Linked DNA regions of Homo sapiens: region 2 is linked to region 1. A link is a loop called in an ENCODE intact Hi-C map of the cell type or tissue named here. Cell type or tissue: heart left ventricle. All regions are shown on one strand. Each heading gives the region's core, and the rest is flanking DNA. Links, peaks and the distances in the headings are about the cores only.

Region 1 (7,938 bases), core at 2,596-5,095:
TCAACCATTGTGGAAGACAGTGTGGCAGTTCCTCAAGGATCTAGAACTAGAAATACCATTTGACCCAGCCATCCCATTACTGGGTATATACCCAAAGGATTATAAATCATGCTACTATAAAGACACATGCACACGTATGTTTATTGCGGCACTATTCACAATAGCAAAGACTTGGAACCAACCCATAATAGACGGGATAAAGAAAATGTGGCACATATACACCATGGAATACTATGCAGCCATAAAAAATGATGAGTTCATGTCCTTTGTAGGGACATGGATGAAGCTGGAAACCATCATTCTGAGCAAACTGTCATAAAGACAGAAAACCAAACACTGCATGTTCTCACTCATAGGTAGGAATTGAACAATGAGAACACTTGGACACAGGGCGAGGAACATCACACACCAGGGCCTGTCACAGGGCGGGGGGCTGGGGGAGGGATAGTATTAGGAGAAATACCTAATGTAAATGACGAATTAATGACTGCAGCAAACCAACATGGCATGTGTATACTATATGTAACAAACCTGCACGTTGTGCACATGTACCCTAAAACTTAAAGTATAATTAAAAATAAAATAAAAAGTAAAAATAAATTGTGTCTTTATGATTAAAAAATAAAGTATCTTCTTATTATTTAAAAAAAAATGTATCTTGGCACAGTGGCTCATGCCTGTAATCCCAGCACTTTGGGAGGCCAAGGCGGGTGGATCACTTGAGGTCAGGAGTTCAAGACCAGCCTGGCCAACATGGTGAAACCCTGTTTCTACTAAAAATAAAAAAATTAGCTGGGCGTGGTGGCAGGTGCCTGTAATCCCAGCTACTTGGGAGGCTGAGGCCGGAGAATTGTTTGAACCTGGAAGGTGGAGGTTGCGGTGAGCCAAGATTGCACCACTGCACTCCAGCCTGTGTGACAGAGCAAGACTTCATCTCAAAAAGAAAAAAAAAAAATAGTATCTCCATATGTAAGTTCCATTCTGTTTGTTTTAAAAAAATTTAGACTGTAATCATACCTTTCATATAGTTTTTTTGTTTTGTTTTGTTTTTCGCAGTGCTGGGATTGCAGGTGTGAGCCACTGCGCCCAGACTCATATAGATTTATTAAATTAGCAACAGAATAAAACTGTACCAGTTTTGAAATGTTCTTTGTCCTTCTCATTTCTCATGGAGTACATCTAGAGGGTGCTGCAAAGATCTCTAAACAGGATCTCCAGGTCTGAGGCAAGCTTGTGCCTGAGCTGCGCTGTCTGATGAGATGGCCAGTGGCACACATGGCTATTTAAATTTAAATTTTAGTTAGCTAAATAAAATTTAAAATTCAGGTCCTCAGTCGCACAAGCCATATTTCACATGCTCACAGCCATATTGAGCTAATGGCTAGTGACTACCATATTGGTCACCTCAAATATAAACATTTTCATCAACACAGAAAATTTTATTGATTAGTGCTCTTCTGGAATTCTTGTAGCCAGTATATGTATTTTAATTTACTGCTTATCTCTTACATTATTTATAAACGAGTTGAAAAATGGTGGCAAGTTTTTGGGAAAGTATTTTAAATGTTTTTTTTTTCTCTAAATGTTCCTAGCTATCTTGCTTGTTTAAGAAAACAGGAGGAAAAATTATTTTCACCCATTTTTAGAGCATGATTATGTGTGTGGAATTTATATCAATTGTCATGTCTGGCTGCTAAATTTTCTTGGAGTATGCTGAAGTTTTGGCAAAAACTTTGTTGATCCTGCCGAAGCTATTTGCAGAAAAGTCCAGCTAATTAAAATCCCTACGATGTCATAACACTTGAAATGAACCAACTTGGACGTAAGACAGTAGAAGTTGTCTTGATTTTATTCTGAATGGCCATTTTATTTGCAAAGACCTCAAATTACCTACCTAACTGCATTAATCCCAACATCAAGAATGAAAATCCCATATACCAACATGGAATGGTTAACTCTAAAGACTGACTTCAGGCCCATTTATTTGTAAGCTCTCTTGTTCCACTGTAAGCAGTTTGAGGGCAGGAACCAATCGTCAATGGCTTTGTAGGCCCCATGGTACCTCACAGAATGTTCCATCAGTACATTTTCTTTAAGTCTTATTTGAACAAATGAATGAGAATTTGATCTTGTCTTCTGGGAAATCATTGCATCTGAGAGCAGGCTCATGGTGTGCATAAAATGTGAATGCTTTGATTTATTGTGGAGTAGTATCTACTGAACTGACTACTAGGATTGAAATTTCTGTGTGGTTGTCACTCCTTTTGGTGACACTGTACTGAATGAAATAGGAAGCAATGAACTTCAGGCTCTCACAGAGGAAGGCTAAAGTACTTCTTATTCTATTTGAATTGCAGGAATCATAAATCTAGTTTTACAATAAAGATGAATTAGGAAAGCTACAAAATACCATAATAAAAATTGAAGTGGGTCAAAAAAATAAATAAGCAGTTTTTAGTATATAACATAAATCTATCACTAAGGCATACATACATAACTTTTTGTTTTTCTTTTCCATATATTATATGTAAAATGGCATCTCTCAGAGTAATGGGATTTCTTTGAAAACAGAATGGGTAAGTGTGTATATAATGACTCAGCTGGATCAGCTAGGTGGTGATCCTTTTAAACCACTGGCAAAATACCCCTCTCCAGTGAGATCCATTTTCCCTGCATCTGGTAAGTCTCATGCCATGTGTAAATGCTCACAGCTTGGTTTGCACCAGAAAAATTCTGTAGCTATAATGCAGTCCAGCTCCTTTACTTTTCTTTAAGAGTTTTTTAAAAAATTAGTTCTTCTTCCCAACTAGATGGATGTTGGAATCCATCTGATGGAATTTTTGCCAAATACTCACAGCATTTATCAAGTCCAGTGGCCTGAGGTTATGTGATACCTTAAGGACTTAGGAGAAAATAATTTTTTTTTCTGTCATGCAGTCCCTGGTGTTTGTCACAGGATAGTAAAAATGTCTCAATTGTTCATTTTTAGATAACAATCAACAGAGACAGTGGTGAAGATGTAAGCTCCCCCAAACACGGGAAGGAGGACCCAGACAACATGCCTCACGTGGGCGGCAACACTTGGGCTGGCGGAACAGGTTGGTAGCACAGGCATTCTCCTGAGTCAGCCTTCCCCAGGTTTCCCAAGCCCATTAGGCCAGCACATCGCCCCTGAGAAGACTCAGAGACGGGCTTTCCTTCTCAGCCTCCCTCATTACTCAGTTGGATTGTTGTCTTGCCCTCTGCCCCAGCGTGACATCAAGGCATGTGAAGAGCCTGGCATTTGGAGTCCCACAGGCTCTGCCACCCTGTGACCTAAGAACATGCTGACCCTCCTGGAGTTGCTTCATCAGTCAAAGGGGGATAGTGTGAACTACCTTAAATTGTGGTGAGGATTAAATGAGATTACGATTGTTAAGCACTGAGCACAGTGCCTGGCATGAAGAATATTTTCACTAAAGTGTTAATCCCTTCTTTTAAATTCCATGACCTTGGGATCATGCCAGAAATCCACAGTAAATTCTTTCTTCAGCAACTGACTGAAAAGAAATGGTCCTTGTCTTCCACATCTTCGAAGTACGTTGAGGATGCAAGATTTCGAGATAAGGCTGGTTGCAGTCTAAACCGATGGCCGACTCCTTCCTCTTGGCTGCCCAACTAGGGCATTGTTCCCAGGACTGCCGTCTTCCTTTTTCCTCTGCGGCAGCTGGAGCAGACACATCTGCGAGTCCACAGGAATAGGGCCAGACTGTGTGCGCACTGTCTGAGCTTATCTCACCATGAGGAGTGCTGGCAGGAGCTCTGTACTTCACCTTCCTTAGGATGGTCTGTGCCTCTTGGCCTTGACAGCCTCGGGAGGAAATGGGTTTCTCTGCTTAGACAATGTGCTATCAAATAGGCCTGTGGACTTCTTGCCTACTCTGTTTATTCATCAAGCATCAGCTTTAAAGTAAGGCTATTTTTAGAAATGTCCTTTGATCTGGAAGTTAGCGTCAAGCCAACAAGATTTAATCCATATGGAATGCATTGTGGGACGAGCTGGCCAGATGTGGTTTCCCAGCAGTGGACTACTCTGGGGGAGAAATTCCTATTTGTTACCAAACTTGAATTTACTAGCTCACGTATCTGTCCAGATTGAGGCTACATTTGTTTCACCTGGCTTTTAGTTTTCAATTGATCAAGGCTCCTTGGCTTCAATTTCTCTTTTTCTCTCTGCCATTCTTTTCCCTCAGAATTCTTTACTTTGAACTGAGCTCTGGCCCAACAAGTCATTTGATTCCCCTTTCTTCATCAATGCTCCTCCCTTGCCCACCCTCCCCATTATCTTCTGAAGTGGTTTGGAATGTCCAGGCTTATGCCCTGCAGTCTTAGAACCTCTGGTAAGCACTTTCATTTAAATAGTACAAATTAAAGGCTCTGGGAAGTGGAGATCATGAAGAGCACCTCCTGCTCCACCCCAGTGTGACTTTGCCTGGGGCCCTGCGACTCAGGTGGCCAGTCACTCACACCAGCTTCTGATGGTTCCACCACTTTCTCCCTTTCACCAGAATGATAACATCTCAGCACCTAGGAAGCTTTCAGCTCAAATTCATGATCCACCCATACTCAGGATACCCTCCTGTAGGAAAGGAGTTAGATCCCAGAAACACCTTTTCCTCCTATAGCTCATTGTCACTGTCCAGTTACTGTACCCCTCTGCCTATTGGCTGGCCATGAGTAAGAAATGGGAGTCACACACATCCCAGAAGGAATTTTCCACCACCCATTTCTAAATAAAAGTGAAATATGTTCCAATCAAAAGATTAAAGTAGTGTAATTAATAGGCAGTTCTCATGGTATTTCCCAAAAGGAAATGACCTACCTGGACTTTCATAAGGAAAGCAGTTCATATTGAGTTCTTGGTTTTAGTTTTGTTAGACCAGTTAAAGCTCAGTGGTAAGGTGGAGGTGGGGGTGGTGATGGTGAAAGAAAAATGTAACATAATTTACCCAAAGTCTAAAAGCCTTCAAATTTTCCACTTTATAAAACTAGAAATTGCCTAATTCTGTGTAACTAGGCTTTGTTTAATAATAATAGTAAAAGCAGTCCATTATATGGCTTTTATTATGTGCCAGATACTGCTCTAAGCATTTTAGCTTCATGACAATCCCATGAAGTAAATAATATTAGTATCCCCACTTTATAAAGAGGAGCCTGAGACACAGAGAAGTTAAGTAGTTCCCCAAAGATAAATGGCTGGTGGGTTGGAGCCAGGATTCAAACCCAGGCAGTCTGGTTTAACTATATCATAATATACTCTACAATAGCAGTGTATTATACTATACTGCCCCTCCAATATTGGATTCCCTTCTAAGTTCTCAAGTTATACGTGAATGAACAAAAGAAACAGGTTACTAGTATTCTAATCTACCCCTAAATAGGGGTAACAATCTTATAGCCCAAAGGCCAAATCTAGCCAACAGATGTGTTTTTTTCTCTGGTCCATGTAGTGTTTTAAAATAATTTCAATTTTCATGTATTTAGACAAGGTAAATCCTAAGTTAGCCAATGTCCCCACCACTTTTTATCATATGACCTACCTGGCCTTACAGGCATTTACAATATGAACAGTTCATACAATGTTATGTTATAAAACGTAATATGTATATGTAATATGTATTATGTAAACTTGAGTTTCTATTGAAAGACTGTTCTAAAGCTGATGGTGTTTATGTTATATATTGTTCAAACCAGAAGTCAAAGTTGGTGTAATAATTGGCTTCTAATCTTGGCTAAGCCAGTGATACGAGGTCCTGAATATGTCATTTAGCCTCTCTGTGCATTATTTTTATAATTTGCAGAACAGAAAAAAACAGTATTTATAGCTTAACTGTCTAGGTTTTTTAAGGAAAACTAAGGTAATATGTGAGGGAGGGAAACAGTTGTTCATTTAATTAGCAAATATATACTAAGTATCTATGATATTCAAACCACTCTTATAGGTGCGGTAGTGCAAAAGTAAATAAAATATCTCATCCATCATATAGTTGGTGAGAAAAATAAATATGAAAGGATAACAAATAGTACACAAGAGTATGGATCCTTATGAGGTAGCAGCATTAGCTAAGGTGTCATAGAAGCTGGAGTAAGCCTTGATATATAGGTAGTATTTTAATGGATGGGAAAAAGGAAAAGCATCCTAAACAAGAGAATACATCTTTTTCCAGAAGGTAATTTGACTGTTTAATTACTAGTTAAGTACAATTAATATCCTCCACAAGGCTGTCCTAAAACCATGACCCAACTTTTGTTCTGTGGTCAAGTTCAGATTTATCATCTGAATTTCCACGTTTTCCTTCCAGGGGGAAGAGACACGGCAGGCCTGGGTGGCAAAGGAGGCCCTTACCGGCTGGATGCAGGCCATACGGTGTACCAGGTCTCTCAGGCTGAGAAAGATGCAGTTCCCGAAGAGGTCAAGAGAGCTGCTAGAGAGATGGGCCAGAGAGCATTCCAGCAGAGGTCAGTGCTCCCATCACATTTAGACCAGCACTACTGCTATGGTGAAATGTCATGATGGACTGTGGGGAAACCTAGATTTGTGTGTGTTTCCACCTCCACCTCATGCAGCAACTCGGACCTCAAACTGAAATCCACAGCCATCCCCGTCCCTAACGGAAACAGCCAAATAAACAAAATCACCTGTTCTTTCTACTCAGGCTCCTTAAAATCTAAAGCTCAAATCGCCCCATCCATGTCTATCTGTTCCTAGGCAACATAGGGAATTCAGGTAAGTCTACACAATGGTCCCTTCCTGCCCTCAGAAATCTTGCAGATTAGTGCGGAGACAGGACAAGGGAACATACATACACACATGCACAGAGTTAAGTGCTAAAGTCATAGGGTGCGGAGGCTGTCCCCTCCAGCAGTGCAGAGAAAGGCAAGTTTAGTGGGCTGATGTGAGGTGGGGCCAGAGCTCAGCTAGGATTTAGAGATGGGAAGAGAAGAGCTAGGATATTTCAGAAAGGGAAAACTAAATGAGCAGAGGCACCAGGGCAGGATGAGCATAGTGTCTATGGAAGAGAGAGGCAGCTAGCCCACTCAGGATAATGGGTACCAGCTCGGGAGGAGGGACAGTGAGTTTGGATAGGGAGGCCTCATCAGTGAGTAGAGGCCTTAATCTAGGCCAGTGAGCCTGTGGCCCTCGGACATTCCCCAGCTGTTCTGGGCCACTACAATAGGAGCCATTTAAAAAATAAGAAGAATCCACATGATGTTACCCTAGACATCCACATGTGTGCTTCAACTAAAAGTGAAAAATACCAAAGAACCACCAGTATTTCCTTTTAGATTCCAGGACCTGGTAGTAGTTTGGGAAACAGATTTACATTTTTGTGCTGCATGAAAGGAGATGGGCGCAGTTAGAAAAAAGCATGCTAAAATGTATGAGTTATGAAATTCCTCCCACGTAGAACATCTGGTATTACATTACATGCTGTGCTTCCACATCCTGCAAGTAAACAGTACAGGACAATAGAGACAAGAATGCAGGCCCTGCCGCCACACCCTCAGGAAAGCCTGCCAGCTCAGACCCTCGAGGGTTCAGCAGGTAAATAACACACTTGATGCTAGAGGCAAGAGTGTTGCTCTCAGCCCTTCTGCTGGCTTCCCTGGTGACTGTTGACAGTTTATCTGTCCTCTTTGTGCCTGAATTTGCTCTTCTGGAAATAAAATTCACTCTCCCTTTCTCCCAGGGAGGTTATGAGAACAGGTAACTATGTTAGGAATGAAAGTGTTTATGCCTCTCAAAAAAGGGTAGAGAATAGTGTAGTGAACAGTCTTGTTAGAATGAAAGTTCTCTGCATTTCTTATGAATTATAAAGTACCCATTTAGAAAAAGAACTAAACAATTGGAAATGTGTCATTCTCCCCTCCGCAATTAATGAGTTCTGTTGTTGCCAC
Region 2 (7,938 bases), core at 3,491-5,990, 120 kb after region 1:
ATTTCTTTATAGAAATGGAGTGTTGTTATGTTGCCCAGGCTAGTCGTGAACTCCTGGCCTCAAGTGTTGCTCCCACCTCAGTCTCCCAAATTATTGGGATTACAGGCACGAGCCACTGAGCTCAGCTAAGAAGGTGAATTCGTTACCTGATTAGTGATTTGGGTAATGAATTTGGTACCTGCCAAATTTGATATCCTGTCCTATACCAAACTCTACAACTCAGGTGGGTTACGCAAACACCTGCTCTGCGGCAGGGATCAAGGAATGTAGAATGGATAGAACATGATCCATGTCCTCAGGAAGCTCACAGGCTGGTGGGAGAGAATGACTCTGAGGCAGATGGGTGTGAAGTTATGGAAATGTGGTAACAGAGGCCTGTGAGGTACATCCAGCCTGAGAGGCGGGGAGTGGCTTCCAGCCTTGGGCTCCTCCACGGTCTGTGGGCCCTGAGGCTGGCCTCGTGGCCATCATCTCACGGTGTAACCTCTCTTGAGTGGGAGAACCCAGGGGGCATTGCAGAACTGGAAGGCAGGGGAGGAGGAGCTGGGATGTTGGGGAAACCCCAAACAAAGAGGTTTCAGGTAAAATCCCAAATGCAAGAACAGGAAAGTCAAATCTAGGGTTACTTTTGGGGGATATTGACTATGAAGGGCCCCAAAATGAGCCTCTGATGGTACTAATATTCTATATTTTGATTTAGGTAGTTACAGGTGTGTGTGTGTGTGTGTGTGTGTGTGTGTGTGTGTGTGTGTGTGTGTCTTGAGGGCTATGTCATAAAATGAGACAAAACAAAACTCTAGAACTGCTAAGACAACTGGATTATTCATTATATTTTTTCCACAACACAAAAAATTATTCACCTTGTATTTCCCGTTTACAAGTGTTTTCATCTTTGTGATCTCATTCATTTCTCTTAAAACTCAGATTAACTAGGACTCATATTTGATGCCAGAAACTCAAGTTGAAATAGGTTAGATAACTTGCCCAAATCTTAGAAAGTAGCAAACCCAGGATTTGAGGGAGTTGTGCTAGGTCCTACTCCAGCTTTATTCTCATTATTCCAAGCTAGTTTAAAAACCTGGAGTCATTAATTTCATATTCTAACCACAGGAATTTAAGATCAAAGTTTGTGCAAAGAGGGAAGAAGCACCTCTTACCTGCTTCTAACACAAACTCCTTTCAACTCAGTTCATCCAAGCCTCTATCTACCACGTGTTCCTGGCAACATGGTGTGGGCACACCAGCCACACCTTTCAACACCTCATGGTCTAACGGAGGAGACAGGTTGTGTGCTAGTCTGGGCGTGGTGGAAGCAGGGTATGACACAGGTGCTATGTAGGAGATACGAGGGGCGATGTGAAGACAAATGAGGCAGCCATGGCTTCAGCTGGCATTAATCTTATTCCCAGGATACTCAACTATCTAGAGGACCAAGCTGGGTGGCTGCCACACCAGCTATCCCTGTGGCTCAGCTCCTGAGGAAACTGGTTCTATGCATTTCCCGTGGCCCAGCCTGGGAAACTGAGGGAGCCCTGGTGCTTTACCCAGCTCCTTTTTTGGAAGGCATGTGTTAACTGTGGTGACGTTGACCCTGGTTCCTTCTGAGGTTGTCGGGCATTGGCTAGAAGATGAAGGAAAACACTGGATTTCATTGACAAAGTACAAGGCTCTGAGACTTCTGCCTGATCATAGTCCCAAAGAGGCCAACCTTTGAGCCTGAATGGCAGGAGATCAGCTGACCCAGATCTTTCCATGGGGGCTGCTAGTATGAAAGAAAGAGCATGTGCATAACTGCAGTGAAACTAGGTGCAGGCTGGCTCTGCCATTCACCACCACTGTGACCCAAGTCTTCCTCTCCTCATCTGTTGCCTGGGGATAATAATGCCTGCCTCACAGGGCTCCTCTGAGAATGAAATGAGAGCTCCCACGTGAAATACCTCGTGCATGGTGCTGTTACCCATTGGTATTGCATTCCCACCATGAGGAGATGGTCAGAGCTTCTCTAAAAGCTGGAGTGGATTCCTTTGGCATCACATTCACATAAACATCCCTCTTTAGGCCGCCCTCTTTGAAAATGACCTCATGCTCCTTAAATGCTAGACTTGTCTATTTAAATCCCAGGACAGGATGTCTTTGCCCTCAGAAACTTGTGTGAGCTCTGAGGTGATCTTGCTGCCCAGAAAAGGGTACATTTCACTGACAGTCACCTTGTTCCACTGCATTGATGAGATGGAGCTGAAACGGCAACGTTAGGTGATCCCAGGCCACATTCTCTTTTTAGCCTGCCCTGCAGCCTCTGGGCATAGAGGCGCCAGCTCACGCAGTTCCACCGTGGAAGTGGCATTTGGTTCCTTAAAGTAGAAGAGCTCAAGAGGGGGGCAGTGAAGAACAGAGACCTGGAGGGAGCAGCCACGGGACAGGAAAAGCTTACAGGCTCCAGGCCCACCCTCTGCCTTCAGAAAGGGACTTCCCTACACCCATTAGAGCAAATGATAATCTATCCTTTTGAAATGAAAAAGCCACAGGAGAAAGCAAACCCCAACACTCCCACACACTCCCCACCAGATAAGTGTGTCCAACTTAAATGTCCTGTGCTGTCCCTTAACCCTGGGGTCCCTTGCTTGGTATGAAAAGCAGGTGACCTTATTTTTTTTATTGAGATGGGGAGCCCGTTGCCCAGGTTGGAGTGCAGTGACACCACCATGGCTCATTGTAGCCTCGAACTCCTGGGCTGAAGCAATCCTCCTGCCTCAGCCTCCTGAGTAGCTGGGGCTACAGGTGCACACCACCACACCTAGCTAATTTTTTAATTTTTTTTGTAGGGACGGGTTCTCACTTTGTTTCCCAGACTACCCTCAAACTCCTGGTCTCAAGCAATCCTGTCACCTCAGCCCCCTCAAAGTGCCAGGATTACAGACATGAGCCACTGCACCCTGCCAGGTGACCTTTTTTGAGTAGCATTAAATTGCCATTCAGTCTTTTGTTCTCCAGCCTGCAAAACCCCAGTCCTCTTTGAAATAAGAGGTCTTATTACCCAACCCCTCTATCTCCACATTTTCCATGTCTCTCTTGGATTGTGCAGCCAGTAAGAGACTCAGAAAACAAGTGTCTAATCTCCGAGGGAAGAAACATAAGCCAGGTGTCTATCATCTTAGGAGAAATAAGGTAGTGATTGTCTAGTGCGGAATCTTAATTATCAGGAGAAAATGCTAATCTGGCCTTTCAGATCATGTTAATGCATCTATCTCTTTTTTTTTTCCAGGAGAAAAAAACAGTTTGCCTTTAAAAACAGGATTTAATACAGCAGGAGCTGAATTCTGGACCTAAAGATGAGGTGGGATTAAAAAAGGAAAATTCACATGCAGGAAAATTAACTAATTTGGTATCTCAGGATCACAAATTACTAACAATTGTGTGCAGTCTGGCTCAGCTTGAAAAACCTCCAGTGAGCAGCCTGCCAGAGAGGAGCAATCTCTTCACTTTCTCAATCCAGATTTTAAAGTGTTTAAAGGTTCCAGATTTTGTTTTCCCGTGTGCCTTAGGGCCCACAGGGCCGTGACCCTGATTTGTTTTGTAACCTCTGTGAGGGCCAGCTCTAATCTTAGCACAATGGGCTTCCTCGGATCAAGGTGACCTCCCTGCACTAATGTTTTTCTTGTCTGCATGCTCCTGGCTCCCTGGCCTCCCATCTTATATAACCTCTCTTATCTGTGCACACGTGCTTGGTAAGGGAACAGCCTTCTGGACACAACTAATCTCTCAATCGGTCCTAGGTCCCCTTGAGATTATGGTGGCAGATTATATTTTGGGTTTGTGGAGCTATTTTCCCCATGGCACATTCACATCTCTGATTTCACCTTCCTGAAACGTTTTTGTTTGAGAGATGCAATGTTTCATCACTTAATCCTTTGGCCCCAGCCTCAGTTTTCTTGTCTCTGAAATGAGGCAGCTTAACTAGAGTGAGCTTTTTTGGATCAGCCCATTGGAGGCAGCATTGGTATCAGACACCAACAGCTCTCATCTTTGGAAGATGTGCTGCCAACTTACCTTCCAGGATCCTGAACTCCATTCTGCTTTAAGTTTGCTTTCCTTCAAGTCTACTTACCTCCCAGAAAACTCCCAAAAAACCCATCCTGTTTCCCAAATTCCTCTCTACTGCCCAAGTTATCCCAGGAACTTACTCTACACTCGTGCTTTCCTAAGAAGCAGGAGGCCCTCCCTCAGAATCCCCTCTGACAGTGGGTAATTCTGCTGCGCCCTTCCCCACCTAGGGCTCTCAGGGCCTCCTTCCTGTAGCTCCAGGCCTCACCTTCAAGATACCCTCAAGGGAAGGGTCACATTCTGGTCCTGCCCCTCCCAGACCTGATCTTGGCTGGGTGGGGGCTTCCTTTGGCTCCGAAGCCACAGCCAAGCCCTGACTCTTCTGGTTCCAGAACAGGCTTTGGCTCTGGGCCTAAGACAGCAGGTCACACACCTCCCAGGAGCCCAAGGGAATGGGCCCTTCCCATGTGCTGCATGAAACCCCAGTTAGGAACATAATCCTGTTCTGTAATGTCGACAAGCAAGGGCGAGCTTCCAGAGGCCGTCGTGCTGTTGCCAGCAGGACAGTCTGGTGAGTTGTTCAACACGAGATCATCTGGGGGCCCTGCCTTCTCCTATAGGTCTGCCAATCAAGACCAATGTCTTTGTCTTCTGTTCCCTCTAATTCATCACACACACACACACACAGGCACACGTGTGCACACACAGACACACACACACATGCATGTGCCCACAGTGTGCTAGCACAATGCCCTCAATGCGGCTTGGAAGACGGGGCTGACTTAGAGTCTTTGAGTTCCAAGAAAAGGTATTGATACAGTGTTAAGATCAGGGTTAGCCTTTTCCTCTACTGCCATTTGGGGTACCTGAAGTTCCACCATTAGATACTCATTCCTTTTGGCCTCAAAGTTCTCGCAGTCTTCAGAGGCCCCTGCTCCCCAAGTTAGTTATAAGTAGCTGCGGAAGGGGCTGTCATGGGCCTCCGGCACCAGTGTTGGCTCTGGATTAATTTATCAGATGCTTTGGTAGAGTGGAAACAAAGTCCTGGAGAATGGAAAGCAAAAAAGGCCTGCATGACGAGGCTGACCAGGCGAGGGGACAAGGCCAAGATGTATCCCACAGACACTGTGTCGTGGCCAGCCTACCTGGGCTGTGGAAGGGGTGGGAGTTTTCTCATTCATTCAATGGACATGGACTGAGTGCTTACTATGTACCAGGCACCATGCTCGCTGCCAGAGATGTGGTGGCAAGCCACAAGGCTCCTGTCTTTGTGGGGCTTATGGTCCAGTTACAGGAGGGTAGGGAGACATTAACCAAAACATCACACTACTGAACATGCCATTGCAAACCAAGATGAGTGCACTGAAGGAAGGTTCTACAAGAACACAGCACCAACAAACAATCTAGACGGATCTGGAAGACTCTGAGAAAGTGATGCTTGAGCTGATCCTAAAGAAGTAGAATTAACTAGAAAAACCGAGCAGAGTGGACATTCCAGGCAGAGGGAACTGAGTGTGCAAAGGCCCTGCAATGGAGCCACCTAACGCTGCCATTGTGGATAGTCATACTCCTTAACCTTCAGTAGACCCTGAACTTGAAGGAAAATGTTCCCTTCTAAAAATGTGTTTCCCTTTCCCTTTCCCTTCCATTCACCCCAGCACTTGATACCAAGCCATGAAGAGAAGGTGAGTTGTGCAGGAGAAAGCCTTAAAAAAAAACAAAACTTGCAGACAGCAGCTATGACAGCCGTTTCCTGTTTGGTGTCTGTCACTGCAAACCTTCTTAGTCAAATAAATTAACACAGGAAGGCATTTTGGAGAAGTACGTGCTTCTTGCACATACTGAAAATTCAAGAAAAATTCCATCTATTTTTCAGAGAAGAGCTGGCAGTCTGAGGATAAGGCCAGAGCCCACCAACTGTATGAACTGAACAGACCCCAGGCCATTTAGTCCGATTAACTTGGAGGAATCTGAGGCCCAGAGAGGGGAAGGGATCCAGTTCACAGCAGGACTGGGGCTTTCACCCTCTCTCCTGCCCCTTTGCCCAGTGTTTTTTCTCTGCCTTCCTCGCTGTGATTGCATTAGGCCAGATTTGCCACTTTCTTCTATCAGACAAGGAATAATGGGGCTAGAACTGCCCTCTGCAGCCACTGTAGGCAAAGCTTAATTTTACCTTGGGTACAGGAGCCCAATGTCCTTGTGGTATGAAAAGGAGGAGGAGGAGTGCCAGACACTTTTTCTTTTCTATATTTGATCATTGCAATGACCCTAGGAGACAGTGACTCACACCTACACTTTACAAATGAGGAAACAGAGCCTCTGAGAGGTTAAAGAGCTTGCTCAAGGTCACCCAGCTACTACAAGGCAGAGCTGGGATTTGAACCCTGTCTAGCCTGAAAGCTCATACTTTCTCCTCCTTTCCTCAGCCCAGACCCAGGGGGATGTTCCCATGGAGAAGCCTCCTCAGGATTCCCAACCTTGACTAATTGCCAATGGCCGCCCTTCTACTGCTCCTCATTTCAGACATGCCTCTCACATGTGGAACATGCAATGTAGCCTACCTCTGTCATGATCCCCCAGGGAAAAGGTATTCATTGGTTCTTCTGTCCCATTCTGGAGGCTGGCTGGTGTATAAATATTTGGGCTGGCACTAGAGCCTCTTACTCTTGGGTGTGTGCAGTATTTGTCATTTTGTTTTGCTCTAACTGTTCCTCCCTGAAATTAGAACAGAGAATTTCCAAACTCAAAAACATACCAGCTTTGCATGCACAATATTCTACCAGCTTCCCATATACAATATCCAGTCTCGTTCTGTTCCAGAAAAGCCCACTAGCTGACACTCTCCAAATAATAATCAGGCAGTTTGCAAGGCCATGGTCTCAGCACTCAGATCTTGGAGGAAGGGGAGTGCAATAGACCCCGCTGACTTGAGGTTACCTATAAAAGCATTTCCCAAGGCATGTTCCAAGGAACACTAATGACTCTGGATTATTGGTAGCTTTTTCATCAACAAACAAAACAAAAACCAAAAACAGACCAAATCTCTTAGCTGCAGGATTTCTCAAAGCCTTCAATATGCTGTGGCAGAGATAACTAGTTGTTCTCCAATAGTCATTCTCTTCCTCTTTCTTTAATAATAAAACTCTTAAATTTTAGCTGAACACATATATGCCAGCTAGATGCTTTTTCCTGGCCTCCCTTTCAGCTGGGAATGAGGATGTAAGATCTGAATAAGGGGATGTGAGCAGAAGTGAGGTGTCTCTTCTAGTCATGTTGTTTAAAGAAATAAGCCTATGTTTGACTTGCCATTTCTCCTTTCTGCTGGCTGGGATGTAAATGTGATGACAAGAGCAGGAGCAGCCACTTTGGACCAGAAAGCCACCTACTCAGCCTTGTACTAATCATCTCTGGATTGTTAGAAAGAAACTTCCATCTTGTTTGAGCCACTGTATCTTGGGGTCTTTGATCCAGAACTTAGACTGGCCCCTAAGTAATATAAGCACTAATATGCATAATGAATCTCCAAGTGGAGCCTATAGCATGCAGCATTTCTCAAGCACATATGACCTTAACAGCAATTTTTGCAAAACGAGTTAGGACTGTTCTCCTTGAAACATATCTTGGGAAACTCTGAAAATACTTTTTTCAACATTCCCAGAACTCCAAACTGTGACTGAGTCCACAGCCCATTTGCCCTTAAGTCATTATCCAAAAGAAGCTTATGGAGTACAAACTACCCGCGCCCCCTCCCCCACTCCACACACACACACACACACACACACACACACACACACACACACTCTCTCTCTCTCTCTCTCTCTCTCACACACACACACTTATGTAAAGAGATCCATTTCTTTTCCCAAAACCACTGACTTTCTCTTCACAACAAGCCAC

Evidence for each region. A loop is a pair of places that touch in the nucleus more often than their neighbours do. Peaks named below come from ENCODE experiments on the same cell type or tissue, not always from the same donor. Only the 100,000 strongest peaks of a DNase experiment are listed, where the experiment ranks them.
Region 2: it touches region 1 in a loop (6-fold over the local background); 5 of 110 quality-filtered maps call a loop at or near these places.

Annotation. Positions count from the first base shown.
Region 1 is chr13:41,610,136-41,618,073 of GRCh38, reverse strand. VWA8 (von Willebrand factor A domain containing 8) reads left to right here. Exons shown (of 45, transcript NM_015058.2): 38 at 2,990-3,098; 39 at 6,342-6,498. Among named protein-coding and RNA genes, the nearest start is that of MIR5006, 46 kb to the right of the region's middle. RefSeq lists an enhancer at 2,668-3,660. In heart left ventricle, for the core only: no CTCF peak of the experiment used is centred there; a DNase peak (open chromatin) is centred at 3,703; H3K27ac peaks cover 2,500 bases.
Region 2 is chr13:41,490,940-41,498,877 of GRCh38, reverse strand. No RefSeq gene overlaps it. Among named protein-coding and RNA genes, the nearest start is that of RGCC, 37 kb to the right of the region's middle. In heart left ventricle, for the core only: no CTCF peak of the experiment used is centred there; a DNase peak (open chromatin) is centred at 4,493; H3K27ac peaks cover 1,732 bases.